Linked DNA regions of Homo sapiens: regions 2 and 3 are each linked to region 1. The links are chromatin loops, found by intact Hi-C in ENCODE. Cell type or tissue: CD4-positive, alpha-beta T cell. All regions are shown on one strand.

Region 1 (5,000 bases):
GAAATTATAATTTTTTTTGCTAAGTTTTTGTCTGTCTCTTCCACTCTGTCTCTTTTCTTCACCACCACATCTCTACCACCTAGTACAGTGCCTGTCACTGGATAAGTAAAAAGTAAGTATTTGGTATTGAATGGATGAAATAGTAGTCAAGGATGACTCTGAGAGTTCTGAAGTGAGCAACTAAACATACTGATGAGCCAGGCACAGTGGCTCACGCCTGTAATCCCAGCACTTTGGGAGGCCGAGGCAGGTGGATCATGAGGTCAGGAGTTCAAGACCAGCCTGGCCAACATTGTGAAACCCCATCTTTACTGAAAATACAAAAATTAGCTGGGTGCGGTGGTGGGCACCTGTAATCCCAGCTACTGAGGAGGCTGAGGCAGGAGAATCACTTGAACCCAGGAAGCGGAGGTTGCAGTGAGCCGAGATCGTGCCACTGCACTCCAGCCTGGGCAACGGAGCAAGACTCTGTCTCAAAAAATAAATAAATAAACATATTGATAAAAAGAAAAAATGGGTAAGCTTGGAGGAAGAAGAGAAGATGATCAGTTTTGTTTGCAAATACTGAATTTGAAGTTTTGAATGATTTCAAGGTGACATCCAGAAGGCAACTAAAAATGTGAATCTGAAGCTCTGGAAACAGCATCAGATTGGAACTACAGATTTGAGAGCCTTGAGAATTTATTACATCACTCATGAAGAACACGGTGAGAGAACAGAGAACATTTAGGAGGGAACTGTAAGGAACAAAAACATTTGCTGGGTGGGCAGAAGAGAGAGCCTGGGAGGAAATATCAGGGGCTGTGAACAAGAACCAGGGAGAAGAAACGTTCAGGGAGGAAACAGCAGTCACAAGTGACAGAGATTGGTGGTAAATTACATCACCTATGTCAGAAAGGGTCCCTTAGACCTGCCAATTAGGAGGCTTGGGTATCGTAGCCTTAGCTAGAATAGTTTCAGTGGATTGGTGGGCTATGGACTGAAGACAGAAGGTTAAGAAGCAAATGTAGCAATTGTAGAACATGGTTTCAAGAAGTGCAGCCATGAAAACAACAGACAGATTTCATTTAGAAAGGCAAGGTCAAAGGAGTTTTTTTACTTTTTTTTTTTTTTTTTTTTTAGAAGAAAGGCAGCTTGGAATCTGTATAAATGAAAGAGAGAGATAGAATGGGTAAAAATGATTGATGGAAGAATTTTGACCTACTGGGTTTGAGGTAGGAGGGGAAAACAGAAGGGTGCTCTTCTCTGAAGGTGTAAAGATAAATTTAGAGCGGACAGAGCAGCAAAGAGTTGAAAAGTTTTTGTCTGTTGGCCTTCAATTTATCCATGAAGGAAGGAGCAACGTTATCTGCTACAAGGACGGAGGTGGCGGGGAAAGTCTGGACTGGTTTTTAGGAGACAAGGGGTGGGGGGTGAGGGAAAGACTATAGATAAGAGGACAAACAGAAGGTCTGCTTTCGCAGATCTACTATGGTCGAAAATTATTTTTTCTTTCCTCCCCTCTATCCCTTCCTAACCTAAGCTTGTCGCAAAAAAGGCTTCAAGCTGCCAAATCCAAATTTTTCCACCAATATACCCCGATACTAGTTTTTTCTCCAAAAACAACGGGCAACTAACACGCAGGGCAGAGAAAACAAACAGTTGCCCCAGGCTTCCTTCGTTCGAATAGTGAAGACTGAGCTGGCCTCGGCACTGTGCAGACTCCCAACCTGTGCTACTGTGGGTTATTCTCCTTATAGTGCAGTCACCTCCTAAATGCTTGCTGAAAATAATGGAAGACTTCGAGCCAGATGTTTGCCTCTTAAGTAACGTCCCCCAAAAGATGCAGCACATATTTAAGGCCTGCTGAAGCAAGCAACGCTGACGGACCAGGTTATTGCGTTTTTCTCTCGCTGCGTGTCCGGACGCCACACTATGAGCATTAAGCGCATACTGACCAATTTCTGTTAAGCAGGAACGTGGTGTTCTGATCAAAACACAGGGAGCCGCGGCCGCAACCGCGCCGATAAGCTTCCGGGGTCCCAACCCTGTAAGGCAGAACGGCTGCCCAGCTCGGATGACGCCACACTAACGTAGCCTCCAGACCGCCCAGTGTGGGTGTGTCCAAGCTCACGTCGCCCGGCGTGGCCCCCCCGCTCCCCAATGACGTAACTGCCCTGCAGCTTCTAGTAGCTTTTCGCAGCGTCTCCGACCGCCGGGCGCGGTGGCGCGTGCCTGTAGTCCCAGCTACTCGGGAGGCTGAGGTGGGAGGATCGCTTGAGCCCAGGAGTTCTGGGCTGTAGTGCGCTATGCCGATCGGGTGTCCGCACTAAGTTCGGCATCAATATGGTGACCTCCCGGGAGCGGGGGACCACCAGGTTGCCTAAGGAGGGGTGAACCGGCCCAGGTCGGAAACGGAGCAGGTCAAAACTCCCGTGCTGATCAGTAGTGGGATCGCGCCTGTGAATAGCCACTGCACTCCAGCCTGAGCAACATAGCGAGACCCCGTCTCTTTTGCCCCCCTCCCTCATTAAGGGTACCTTTGTAAGTAAATAGTGTCTTTGAAGTTAAGAAGTTTGCCTCCTTTCCGGTTCATACGTATTAAGAAACATACTAATGTGCACATTTAAAGACGAGTCCTCTCTTCCTCTAAAGGAAAAAATATATAGAGAAAGATGTTACTGAGGTTTATAGTTGGCTTTCTCTCTCCACTCTTATATTTATCCACTGTTTTACGTTTCCTTCAGCGCGAAAGCTCACCAGTTGACGGGATGCTTGGGGATTTGCAACCGCCTCATCGCTGCCCCCTACCGGCGCATATTCAAAACGTCTCTGCGAAAAGCTGTTATTACCTTCGGAGCCAACAGGGGCTGCTCGTTTACCCACAGACAGTCGGAAAAAAATGGCCGCCGGATCACAGAGAGCAAAAAGTACGTTCTCTTAAAGAATTTCCAAGTTCTTCCCGCGGCCGTTCAGGATGCTGCTTGCAGTTACCAACATTATTCCCCTGCACTGAGCTGACCTGAGCTTCCCTGCCTACCTCCTGTCACGGATGTCACCTTCTTTCACCCCTGTCCTGTCAAGGTTTTTGCTTTAGAATGCTATAGACCAAAGACGGGCTAATCAACAGTCTTACACACAAATCCTTTCGTTCTACTTGGCTACAGGCAGGGCTAATCTTCCGAAGAGGAATCCCACTACTGCCTCCTTATAAGGGAAAAACTCCTCTCAGAGGAACCCAGAACGCCCTGTGATGACAGAGGTGAGGGGCCAGCGTGGCAGAATGCACCACCCTGTCTCCTCGCTTGCTTCTCTCTCCGTCGGATTGCCAAAAAGGGAACGGCACCTAGACGCCGAAAAGTAACTGAAGCAAAGGGAGTTTAAAGAACGCGCCCAGCCGCCTGGGTCTTGAACCCAGTGTTAATGAGAGCAAAAACCTCTGCATCCTCCACTGAGCTGTCCTTGAGCATGTCTCATAATCATGCTTCATTTTAAAAACAGAAATAAGTGAGTAAGCTATGAAAGAAGACAACCTTTAAATTTTTCAAAAGTTCTTGGTGGTCTGTGATTAGAAATTTCATCTATATGAAATAACTGTTTTGGAGGGCTTACTGTTAAATTCAGGCATTTTAGGGCCAGTGGAAACTGGTTAAGCATTCACATCAGTCTTAACATTAATCTGATAATCTACTGGGAGTTTAAAGACTCTAAGCACTAAACACAGATTTTCCTCACTGTCTATAAAATGAAAGAGGAAAGAAGCATTGTACTAAATTTTTTATAAAGCTAATTGTATTCCCTTTTTTTTTTTTGAGGTAGTTCATTGCATTTTGAACAAGGATAACTGTCAGAAAAGATCCTCTTTGAATAAAACAGGTATCTCCCCCATGGCTGCTTCTGGGTCTGCCCTCTGCAACCACATGGAATAGGTCTGATTCCGGTTCTTCAGGACAACTTTTCAAGAATTAAAAAATCACCTCCAAATGAATGCATTTTTACAAAATGAAAATAGGTAGAGATGCTATTTTAAAAAAAAAAAAACTTTACCTTCTCACCAACCTTAAAATAAGAAGCAAAATAATTTTGGTATATCTTTTTTTTTTTTTTTTTGAGACAGAGTCTTGCTCTGTCTCCCAGGCTGGAGTTCCGGGGAGCGATCTCTGCTCACTGCAACCTCTGCCTCCCGGGTTCAAGCGCTTCACCTGCCTCAAGCCTCCCGAGTAGCTGGGATTACAGGCACACACCAGCATGCCCGGCTAATTTTTGTATCTCTTGTTTTTCACTAAATGGATCCCTGAATTGGACCCAGAATGACTTAGCTATGGATGTAAGAACTGCTTTTGAGTAGCTGCCTCCATTAGCCCTGGGGTTCCTACTTCCTGAGTACCATGACCTCTGGGATAACTCAGCTTTGTGGAACTGAGGTGCAATAGGCAGCATAATGACCCCCTCCCCAAAGATATCTATGTGCTAACTAACCAAGGAATGTGGACAGCCCCCTGAAGCTGGAAAAGGCAAGGAAAGGGATTCTCTTCAAGAGTTTCCAGAAGGAATGCAGCCCTCTTCACCAATTTGGTACTTCTGATCTCCAGAACTCTTAAATAATAAATTTGGCCGCATGTAGTGGCTCACACCTGTAATTCCCAGCACTTTGAGAGGCCAAGGAAGGTGGATTGCTTGAGCTCAGGATTTGGAGACCAGCCTGCACAAAATGGTGAAACCCTGTCTCTACAAAAAATATGAAAATTAACCATGTGTGGTAGTATGTGCCTGTAGTCTCAGCTACCAGGGAGGCTGAGGTGGGAGGATCACCTGAGCCCAGGAGGTTGAGGCTGCAGTGAGTTGTTAGTGTCCCACTGCATTCCAGCCAAGGGGACAGAGTGAGACCCCATCTCAATAATAATAATAATAAATTTATGTTGTTTAAGCCTCTAAATTTGTGGTAATTTGATACAGCAAATTACCACAGAATAGGAAAGTAATACATGGGGGGAATCAAGCTCAGTCTGTAACTGACAAAA
Region 2 (5,000 bases), 180 kb before region 1:
AAAAACTCTAAGGAGGTCTGGGCACCATGGCTTACACCTGTAATCCCAGCACTTTGGGAGGCCAAGGTGGGAGGATCACTTGAGCCCAGGAGTTGGAGACCAGCCTAGGCAACATAGCGAGACTCCATCTCTACAAAAGTTATCTTTTTTTTTTTTTTTTTTTTAATTAGCTGGGCATGGTGGTGTTGTCTGTAGTCCAAGCTACTACAGACGCCAGGCAAGAGGATTGCTTGAAGTCTAGGAGTTCAAGGTTATAGTAAGCTATGATTGCACCACTGCAATCCAGCCTGGGCAACAGAAGCAGACCCTGTCTCAACAAAACAGAAACCCCCCACAAAACTCTAAGGAGGGGCACTAACCGACAGCTAGGTGTGGGTGAGGACCAACCAGGAGGTTTCTGCAGTGATCACCTGGGCATGAAGGGGAATTGAACCAAGACAGCAAAGGCTCAATCCTCAGCAACTTCTGGTCCAGCCACCAAACTTATCTCTGTTTTGTCTCCTCCCCACAGCCAGCAGCCAGAACAAGCCACCATCTCCCCTGGGCTTTCACAGTAGCCTCCTGACTGGTCTTGTTGCTTCCACACTTACACTTCCTGTTCTCTGCAAGGCAGCCAGAGTGACCTTTCACTAATGTAAGTCATATTATGTCCCCTCTCTGCTGCAAACCCTTCAATCACTTTCCATGAATGGTTCTGGGAATAAAGTCCAGCTTCCTTCCCCTGATTCACTTGATCTGGCCCTTCCCACTTGTCTGACCTGTTTTCCAGCCCATGCTCCCTGTCCTTTTCTACACTCCTAACATGTGGTCTTTCTATTCCTTAAACTTGCCTGGCTCAGTCCCATGTTAGAGCATTTCTGCTGGCTCTTCTTCCTGCCTGGACCTTCACACAGCTGGAAATTCTTGCTTTTCAAATTGTAATTTATTTCTATTTTTATTTTTTGAGACGGAGTTTCACTCTTGTCGCCCAGGCTGGAGTGCAATGGCGCAATCTCAGCTCACTGCAACCTCTGCCTCCTGGGTTCAAGCGATTTTCCCACCTCAGCCTCCTGAGTAGCTGGGATTACAGGAGCCTAGCGCTGCATCCAGCTAATTTTTGTATTTTTAATAGAGATGGGGTTTCACCATGTTGGCCAGGCTGATCTCGAACTCCTTTCCTCAGATGATCCACCAGCCTTGGCCTCCCAAAGTGCTGGGATTACAGGCGTGAGCCACCACGCCCAGCCACAAGTTGTAATTTAAACATCACTTCCTGAGAGAGACTTTCCCTGACAACCCCCTCAATCTCCAGGAGTTCCTCAGTCATTCTCCATCAAATCACCCTGTTTCGATTCTCTGAACAGCTCTTACTACTTTCACTTGCGTCCGTGTGACAAGACCACCAAACAGGCTTTGTGTGAGCAACAAGGCTGTTTATTTCACCTGGGTGCAGGCGGGCTGAGTCCGAAAAGAGAGTCAGCGAAGGGAGATAGGGGTGGGGCCGTTTTATAGGATTTGCGTAGGTAGTGGAAAATTACAGTCAAAGGCGGTTGTTCTCTGGCAGGCAGGGGTGGGGGTCACAAGGTGCTCAGTGGGGGAGCTTTTGAGCCAGGAGAAGGAATTTCACAAGGTAAGGTCATCAGTTAAGGCAGGAACAGGCCATTTTCACTTCTTTTGTGATTCTTCAGTTACTTCAGGCCATCTGTATGTATACCTGCCGGTCACAGGGAATATGATGGCTTAGCTTGGGCTCAGAGGCCTGACAATTACTATCTGGTATTTTCCTGTTTGTCTATATATTTATTTTCTCTCTCCTCTGTAGTAGACAGTGTCCAAAAATGGCCACCATCAAATCCTTCTCCCATTGTATACACATGCTGCTCCACTGTTCAAGAGGTGAAGTTTATTTCTCCTTCCATTGAATCTGGACTCACCTCATGATTTCTTATTACTTGCTTTGACTGACAGAACAAGGCAGAGAGGATGCTGTGCCAGTTCTGGGCCTAACTTTCAAAAGGTTTATCAGCGTCTGCTTTTACTCTTGGAGACCAGCTACCATGTAGCAAGTCTGACTACCTCGAGACCACCATGCTGTGAGGAAGCCCAAGCTCTCCACATGGAGACAGGCCATGTGGAGGAGCACAAAAATGCTGATGTTTGACAGTATGAATGCTGGAAACCAAGGAATTGAAATGAGAATGTGGGATATTGGAGTTTGTGTGTTTTCAATAAGTTTAGGGATATTGAAGTTTACCATTTCAGTTCTGAGTTTTGAGAATGTACAGGATATAGAGATGGCTGAGGTGGAGAGGAGACAATGGTCACCAAAGTTAAGGAGGTGAACAAATTTGAGGCCAGGATACTGGCTGATTCACACATGAAAATTCAGCTTTTCTGTGGTGATGGCAGATCTGGCAGTGGGGAGAGGCACTGGAAGATTCCACTTGGGAACTGTTAGAGCCACACAGGGGCAGGTGGTTTCCTTGGAAACATCTAGTTTTGATGGAGGCAAACAGATTTCAGTCAAGAGTCTGCAGCCATAGAATGGAGAGACTGTTCACAACTGAACAGGGGTCTCAAGGGTGAGAGAGGGCAACCCAGGGAAACGGGTTATCAGGAAAGGCCTCAGTAGAAGACAAGTGAGGTGTGGGTGTGGCACCTCACTTGGGCTGAGAGTCGGGCAGAGTGCAGATTCAGTTTCACTGGGGGCAGAAGTGAAGGATGATTCGGATGAGATCACTGGGAAAGTTAACTGGCCTCAAGATTTTAGCTGACCTGGAGAGATAAAAATTTGGTTTTCCTGCCAACACATCCAGAAGGGGGAGAGTGTTTTCTGTTGGCAGTAGAATCAGCAATTGGAGACCTTTGCTCAGGACTCCAAATGAAACTCTGGTGACAGGATGCAGGGCAGGGTGTGGGTAGGCCCAAGTCGGTAAACACCCCGCTGGCCTCGGGACTGTGACTCCGAGCAGAGGGGAGGAACAGGAAGCTGAGCCATGTGGTGGACGAGAACCAGGCTTGCCTGTGCTGCTGTACCCTGCAAAGCTTTGAAATTCTTAATCATTTACTATTTAATTTAGGGTTTAAAAATTAATTTTATTAATTTTGAATAATTTGACATTGTAAATAATTTTTGAACAAGGGGCCCTGCATTTTCATTTTTCAGTGGGTCCTACAATGTATGTAGCTGATCTTACTGCTACACTACTGTGTGCATGGGAAGGTTTCGAGAAACCCATAAAACACAGTGCCCGTAGAGACAAAGACACACAGGAACCATTTTAACAAAGGCAGGTAGTCTGTGCTGGTTGAAACCCATAAGGAAACAGGGGAAAGTTCATTCATTCACTTATTCACTGAAAACTTTGTTAAGAGGGAGGAAGGGAGGTCCTGCTAGTGCCAGGAGCAGGGAGGGAGAAATAAATGACTGTCATGGTCCTCAAGAAGCTCCTACTCTGTGGAATAAGAGAAATGTACACAGGAACAATGCAGCAGAGTAAGAGCTGGGATGAAAATAAACACCTTCCTTCCATTTCTTCATGTTAGGGGTACATGGTTTGTCGAAAAGACATCAAGTTAAATTAAGGTAGTTCTGTCCTACTACACAGAAAACTTACACATGGTTTCTTTGAATATATGGTTTCCTCACAGAACACCAAAGAACCTTCCTCAACAGGAAACCTCAGTGGCTTGTTCCCTCTGTGTGAGGATGTGTTGAAAAGAACAAGGAGTCGATTTGGCAGGAAAAAAAAATGCATTTACTACTGAATGTTGGCATGATCCTGTGGTTGGAAGGTCAAAACAGAAACTGGCAGTGCTACTTTTTATTAAAAGTCCACTTGGGGACATCACATGAGACTCTTTGATCTTATAGGTCAGGACACTGAGGCTTTAGGACTCCTGAGGTTATTTGGTAGTGAGGCTGCTGGGTTTCTGAATAAAGACCTATGATTAGAGTATGATTTCCTGCCCTGCTTTCTGCGCTGTAGGCGTAGTCTGCCTCACTCAGCCAATCTCAAGGGAGGGAGGACCTGTGGCTGCAGTTTCCCAAATTATCCAAATTAGGACTCAAAAGAAGAGAGTTCTGAGGCCCAGCAACTCTGAGAAAATCCTGAAAAACATTGTGATAAAAAGGTACATCTTTCCTTAAAGCCAGAGCACTATGTCAGAACTGAGCCCTGAAGCTAAGTGAATGAAGGGCTTGAGAGTTGCTCTCAGTGGTGAAGATAAAATAGGTATTTAACCTTACTAATGGTGGCATTTTAGCCCAGAAGAGTGGAAGGGACCTGTGGTTCCTTTGCACTCATTACACTTAACACTTTGAGAGCGAGTAAGGCCAGCCCTAAAGTTCAAAGGAGACCCATCCATTTCCAACAGGCTACTTAAAAAAAAAATTCTTTTTGAGACGGAGTCTCGCTCTGTTGCCCAGGCTGGAGTGCAGTGGCGTGATCTCGGCTCACTGCAACCTCTGCCTCCCGGGTTCAAGCGATTCTTCTGCCTCGGCCTCCCAAGTAGCTAGGACTACAGGCGTGCGCCACCACTCCCAGCTAATTTTTTTTTTTTGTATTTTTAGTAGAGATGGGGTTTCACCATATTGGCCAGGCTGGTCTTGAACTCCTTACCTTGTGATCTGCCTGCCTTGGCCTCCCAAGGTGCTGGGATTACAGGCGTGAGCCACCACACCCAGCCAAAAAAATTTTTTTAACTGAGAAAAATATATGCTCATTGTAAAAAAAGCATAAAACTGCAAGAAAGAGATAATTTTTAAAAGCCACCTGTAGTCCAGAAATAATCACTGTTTTTTGGTATATTTCCAAACTTTCTTCTTTGCATGCATATACATATATAAATAGTTATGGGCTCACACCGTCCATGTTGCTTTGTTACTCTATTTCATGTAATACTAAATCATGAAAATTTTTCATGTCAATAAATACATTTAAACGATATTAAGTGCCTAAATATTCCTTTGTAGAGTTGTATTATTATTTATTTAATGAGTTGCCTATTATTGGAGATTA
Region 3 (5,000 bases), 110 kb before region 1:
CCCGAGAGGCGGAGGTTGCCGTGAGTCGAGATCACGCCATTGCACTCCAGCCTGGGCAACAAGAGTGAGGCTTCATCTCAAAAACAAAAACAAAAACAAAGAGTAAGGTGGTCTCCAAAGGATAATCGAGGTGCACCTGCCAGCAAAAGCATATTCTAAGACCAGGCCCCACAAAAGCTCCATGGTATTGTTAGATACAGATATTACTGAGCATTAATACTGTAATAATACAGTGACGGTCTTTTCCATCTGTTAATGTTCTACTCATTTTTCAGATTCATTTCAAATGTCACCACAGACCAGGCGTGGTGGCTCACTCCTGTAATCCCAGCACTTAGGGAGGTCAAGGCAGGCAGATCACTTGAGGTCAGGAGTTTGAGACCAGCCTGGCCAACATCATGAGACCCTCATCTCTACTGAAAATACAAAACTTGGCCAGGTGTGTTGGTGGGCTCCAAGAATCCCAGCTACTTGGGAGGCAGAGGCTGGAGAATCACTTGAATCTTGGAGGTGGAAATCGCGCCACTGCACTCCAGCCTGGATGACAGAGGGATACTCCATCTCAAAAAAATAAAATAACATAAAATAAAATAAATCACCACAAACAAATCTCCCTAATGAGATTATTTTTCCATCAGCACTTTCTTTTTCTCTCCTGGCATGTATCATATCTTGCTATGTCGATTATGGTGAGTCACACAGCCATTTGTTTACACTCTGGTTTGGTTAAAAAAAGGCAGAGCTGGATCTGGGTACGCCTCCCATTCATGATGAGAACACCTCCCACCCCGACACCCAGGATGAGGGCTTCTCTGCCTGAAGTGTCCAGGCCTTGGAATGAAGAGGCTAAAAGGTGGTAAGAAAAATGAAACTCAAATAGCTCACTCCAGGAAGAAAACTCATCCGTGGCACAACACTGCATCTTGGAAATCAGCCTGGCTTTTCTTTCTTAAGTCATACTGGAACTGTCTCTCTTTAATATGTGTGAATGAAGCTGAAAAGAGATTCAAACCCTAAGATGGCAGTAGCCTTAGAAATTTCATATCCTGAATAAATTTGAGAGAGAGAGGAAGGGGAGAGAGAGAAATGTTGCGAGACACCTTTCTTCCTCCAATAAACAAAAAAGCAAATACCCCAGATGCCTTTTATACTCACCCCGGGGCAAGCAGCTTATTACTAAGTTCAGAAGCTTTTGCTGCTCCTACTTTCTACAACCCCATCTGTTTCCTCTCCTGTTGCTGGTGGCTTCATTCCAGGGACACTACCCTTGAGGAAGAGGGAGCTGGCATACTAAGATCCTTCTAGCGTCACTCTTGCTTGCAGACACCTGCAGATTTCCCGTGAATGTTTCCTGTTCAATTCAACGGGTTTTAATTACATGAACTAACATTTGCTCACTCTTAAACCACGGTTGCCCTCATAAAAGACAGACTCCAAAAGACTGGGATTGGGCAAGCCCAGAAAAATCTAAATGTTTATGCAAACATGCTCATGTTTCCCTCCTCATATTCCTTACTGCTCTATCATTACAGATGTTCTGCCTTGGGAGATCTACCTTCTGTTTTTCTCATTTAAGGCAAAAAAACATAAATTCTCTCTTTTCAATTTCCATGTACTCCTGGTGGAAGCAGGAGTAAGTTCCCCTCCTGCAGACACCTCAGCTTTCTGGGCATAAATGGCCCCTGTTGGCTCCTTAGTGAAGTCTAAGAGGCAGTGACCCTCCGTGGAGCTGCAGTGGTGCTTCCCTTTCTGTAGCTTCTGGGCCATATTTCTGAACCAGAAATTGAGAACTATCTGAAAAAATCTGAGATGTATTGTTTCTCAAGTCTTGTCAAGCATATTGCACAGTTTGCTCCCCTGCCAAGTTTCTCCCTCATAATCCTGACATGTTTGTCCCAAAACACACTCATTTCCCATAATCAAAAGAGCCTGGTGGGGGGGGGTGGGGAAACCTGAGAACTCAAGAGGCATAAAAATGAAAGCTAGTTATGTGAGACTTCATTTATTATCATGATGAACCCAAGAGTTTCCGATGTATGGTTTTTGGTAGTTTTTAGAGTCCAATGTCCTTATTTTGAGCTTAGAGATATTGCAAGGTCCCTACCACAACCCCCACCACCACACACACACGAGGCTGCCCACACGAGGGGCATCTGGTGAAAGGAAGCAACAATCAGTTGACAGTCTATCAATCAACTGGAAGTGAGCTGTTTTATCCACAAAGTAGGTTGAAAGAAGAGTGTCTAAGCACTCCTTTTTAGACAATAGAGCCTGGGTACAGATTACCAGAAATCTGAACCACACCAGAAGTTCTTAGTGCAGTAGATATTTAACAAGGCAAAATGCACGCCCTTCCTCTTCTCTAAACTAGTTCCGTGACGGTGGTGGAATGAAAGGCTTTGGCTTTCATACACATCACTCAGATATAAATAACTGCTTCTGACAGCCTCAAGCTTGACTTCCTCAAACTCAGGTCTTCACTTCCCCCAGGGCAAGGTCAGGTACACCTGCTTCTCCAAAAAGCGGCACATTGCCTTCTTCTAAGTAAATTATCTCCATATTTTTGAGGCGGAGTTCTTAAGAAAGGCAAAACCACTGCACCTAAGCAATCAGTTGCACTTCTATGCAAGAGTCTCCATCACTCTTCTCCAAAGACACTAACTACAAAACCAAATATGTGATTCTTGAAATCAAAGAAAACCTGCCATACACTGCTCTTTAATCACTGCCTCCCTGAAGGTACAAACAGCTGGACTGTAAAACATGCCCACGCAGACAATCCCTGTGTCCTGCACATGCATGTGTGTGTACACACATAGACACACACTCACTCAACGTCATGTGTAGCAAACAGTAGACAATTCCACACTTTCAGGACAGGCACCAGCCAAATCCTTAAATTGTGAAACTAAGAATGCAAGCAGCAAAACTTGTGATTTCAGGCCACTTTTGATTATATTTCTGGAGCTCAGCCAAGAGAGCCATTTCCAAGAAAAGCAGCTCAGACAATTGCACAGTCAGCTCTCCAGCCTTAAACCAAGCTCTTTGTCAAGCTAAGCGGGATGTTTCTCCTCCTGACCTTATCTCAGGCTCCAGCCCTATAACATGTCTGTTAACTAAGTAGCAAATTATCGGCCTTCACCAAGAATACACAAGGAAGAAGTAGAACAAATCCACCTCACATTGCGAGCAACTGGAGAGTCAGCACAACAAACGATTGTGTGCCGAGTACTGCTAGTGAACAGGCACAACAAGGTGCTGATCGTTTCAGACAAAGGGAGAGAAAGGAGTGAACTCCCAAATGTGAGCCCTACACCAACCACCCAGCCAGCCAACAAAATTGTTTCCCTCAAGTGGGCAGCCTTGCCTGAGGAAGCCATGTCTATAATCTAAAGCCGACCTACAGGATTTGTAATAAAGCTCAAACTGGACCTCCCTCTGTCCTGGGGACGGACTCAGAACATAGAATCCATCTGGGGGCCATTTGCTCAGATTGGGAGTAGCTGGAGGCTTGGGAGGGAAGAAAGCCACTGTAGTTTTCATGACCCGTGAACCTAGATCCAGTGTGCAAGCCAGGCTACCCTGAAGGTCCCAGAATGAAGCCTTTCTTCCTCGTTAGACACGTAAGTCCAAGGGAACTGCACTTTAAATTCCATAAATACATAGTAAGTGAATAAATAAGTCACTGACCATTTATATGCATAGATAGCATTTTGGGTGGCAACCGCTGACTTAGAACATTTGCCCTATTTAGAATCTAACTCAGGCTTAACTTAGAGGAGACTATTCTGAGGTAAAAAAATTTTTTTGTTGATAGTTTTTTAGTTCTTTGATGTTAGAACTTATTTTGAGATGTTAAAAATAAATATTTGAGGCCGGGTGTGGTGGCTCACATCTGTAATCCCAGCACTTTGGGAGGCCGAGGCGGGTGGATTACCTGAGGTCAGGAGTTCCAGACCAGCCTGGCCAACATGGGGAAACCCTGTCTCTACTAAAAATATGAAAATTAGCCAGGCGCGGTCGTGCACACCTGTAATCCCAGATATCTGGGAGGCTAAGGCAGGAGAATCGCTTGAACCCGGGAGGTGGAGGTTGCAGTGAGCCGTGATCGCGCCACTGCACTCTAGCCTGGGTGACAGAGCCAGAGTCCATCTCAAAAATAAAAATAAAATAAAATAAATATTTTTAAAACTTAGGCAGCAAATGGTATCATTTTACTCATCCCCTAATTTAGATAATAAATTAGCCTCTATTTCTCACCCTCACAAATAAATTCCATACTGACTAAAAAGCCTAAAGTAAAAAATCAAAATGAGTATTAGAAGGAAATGGAAATGTGGCCCCATGCAGTGGCTCACACCTGTAATCCCAGCACTTTGGGAGGCTGAGGCGGGAGGATCGCTTGCGCACAGGAGTTCGAGACCATCTGGGCATCATAGCAAGACCCTGTCCCTACAAAAAATTAAAAAATTAGCCAGGTATGGCGGTGCATGCCTGTAGTCCCACCTACTAAAGAGGCTGAGAGGGGAGGATCGCTTGGGCTTAGGAGGTTGAGGCTACAGTTAGCCATGATCATATCCTGTACTCCAGCCTGGAAACAGAGTGAGATCCTGTCTAAAAAAAAAAAAAAAAAAAAAGGAGACAAGACATAAGAGAGTATTTTACAATCTTGAGATAGAGAAGGACTTTCTAAGCAAGATATAAAACCAGAAACCATAAAGAAAAAGAATTACAGATTTGACTGCATAAAAACTTTAAACTTTGTAAAATAAAAGGGCCTATATACAGACTAAGAGAGAATATTTACAACAGAACTAACATCCAGAGTAAATAGGACAGATACAAGTCAATAATAAAACACAAACCACCCGATAATAAGTGTGCAAAGAATATTCATAAGAAATTCACAAATGCAATTGGTGGAGTTGAACAGAACAATGCTGATGACCCCAGAATCTTGTTCCTAGATATATACCCAACAGAGATGATGCACAGCTATA

The links. Peaks named below come from ENCODE experiments on the same cell type or tissue, not always from the same donor. Only the 100,000 strongest peaks of a DNase experiment are listed, where the experiment ranks them.
Region 2: a loop joins it to region 1, with 2.3 times the contacts of the local background. A loop is called at or near these places in 13 of 110 quality-filtered maps.
Region 3: it touches region 1 in a loop (3-fold over the local background); 15 of 110 quality-filtered maps call a loop at or near these places.

Annotation. Positions count from the first base shown.
Region 1 is chr14:49,860,043-49,865,042 of GRCh38, reverse strand. It overlaps LOC105378179 (a long non-coding RNA gene), which reads left to right. Exons shown (of 3, transcript XR_943839.3): 2 at 594-2,523; 3 at 2,727-5,000. It also overlaps RN7SL2. Among named protein-coding and RNA genes, the nearest start is that of NEMF, 9.8 kb to the right of the region's middle. RefSeq lists enhancers at 1,681-1,780, 2,473-3,073. In CD4-positive, alpha-beta T cell, a CTCF peak has its summit at 2,794 (motif pointing left); DNase peaks (open chromatin) are centred at 912, 2,092, 2,832, 3,302 and 1 weaker place; H3K4me3 peaks cover 2,975 bases; H3K27ac peaks cover 3,372 bases.
Region 2 is chr14:50,043,101-50,048,100 of GRCh38, reverse strand. It overlaps LINC01599 (long intergenic non-protein coding RNA 1599), which reads left to right. Exons shown (of 9, transcript NR_131171.1): 4 at 512-634. Among named protein-coding and RNA genes, the nearest start is that of LINC01588, 38 kb to the right of the region's middle. RefSeq lists a silencer at 536-830. In CD4-positive, alpha-beta T cell, no CTCF peak of the experiment used is centred here; DNase peaks (open chromatin) are centred at 578, 2,930, 3,660 and 3,910; H3K4me3 peaks cover 416 bases; H3K27ac peaks cover 3,308 bases.
Region 3 is chr14:49,968,782-49,973,781 of GRCh38, reverse strand. LOC105370485 (a long non-coding RNA gene) reads right to left here and starts at 2,143. Exons shown (of 4, transcript XR_007064159.1): 1 at 1,156-2,143. RefSeq lists a silencer at 2,877-3,171. In CD4-positive, alpha-beta T cell, no CTCF peak of the experiment used is centred here; DNase peaks (open chromatin) are centred at 741, 1,731 and 2,401; H3K4me3 peaks cover 1,905 bases; H3K27ac peaks cover 3,862 bases.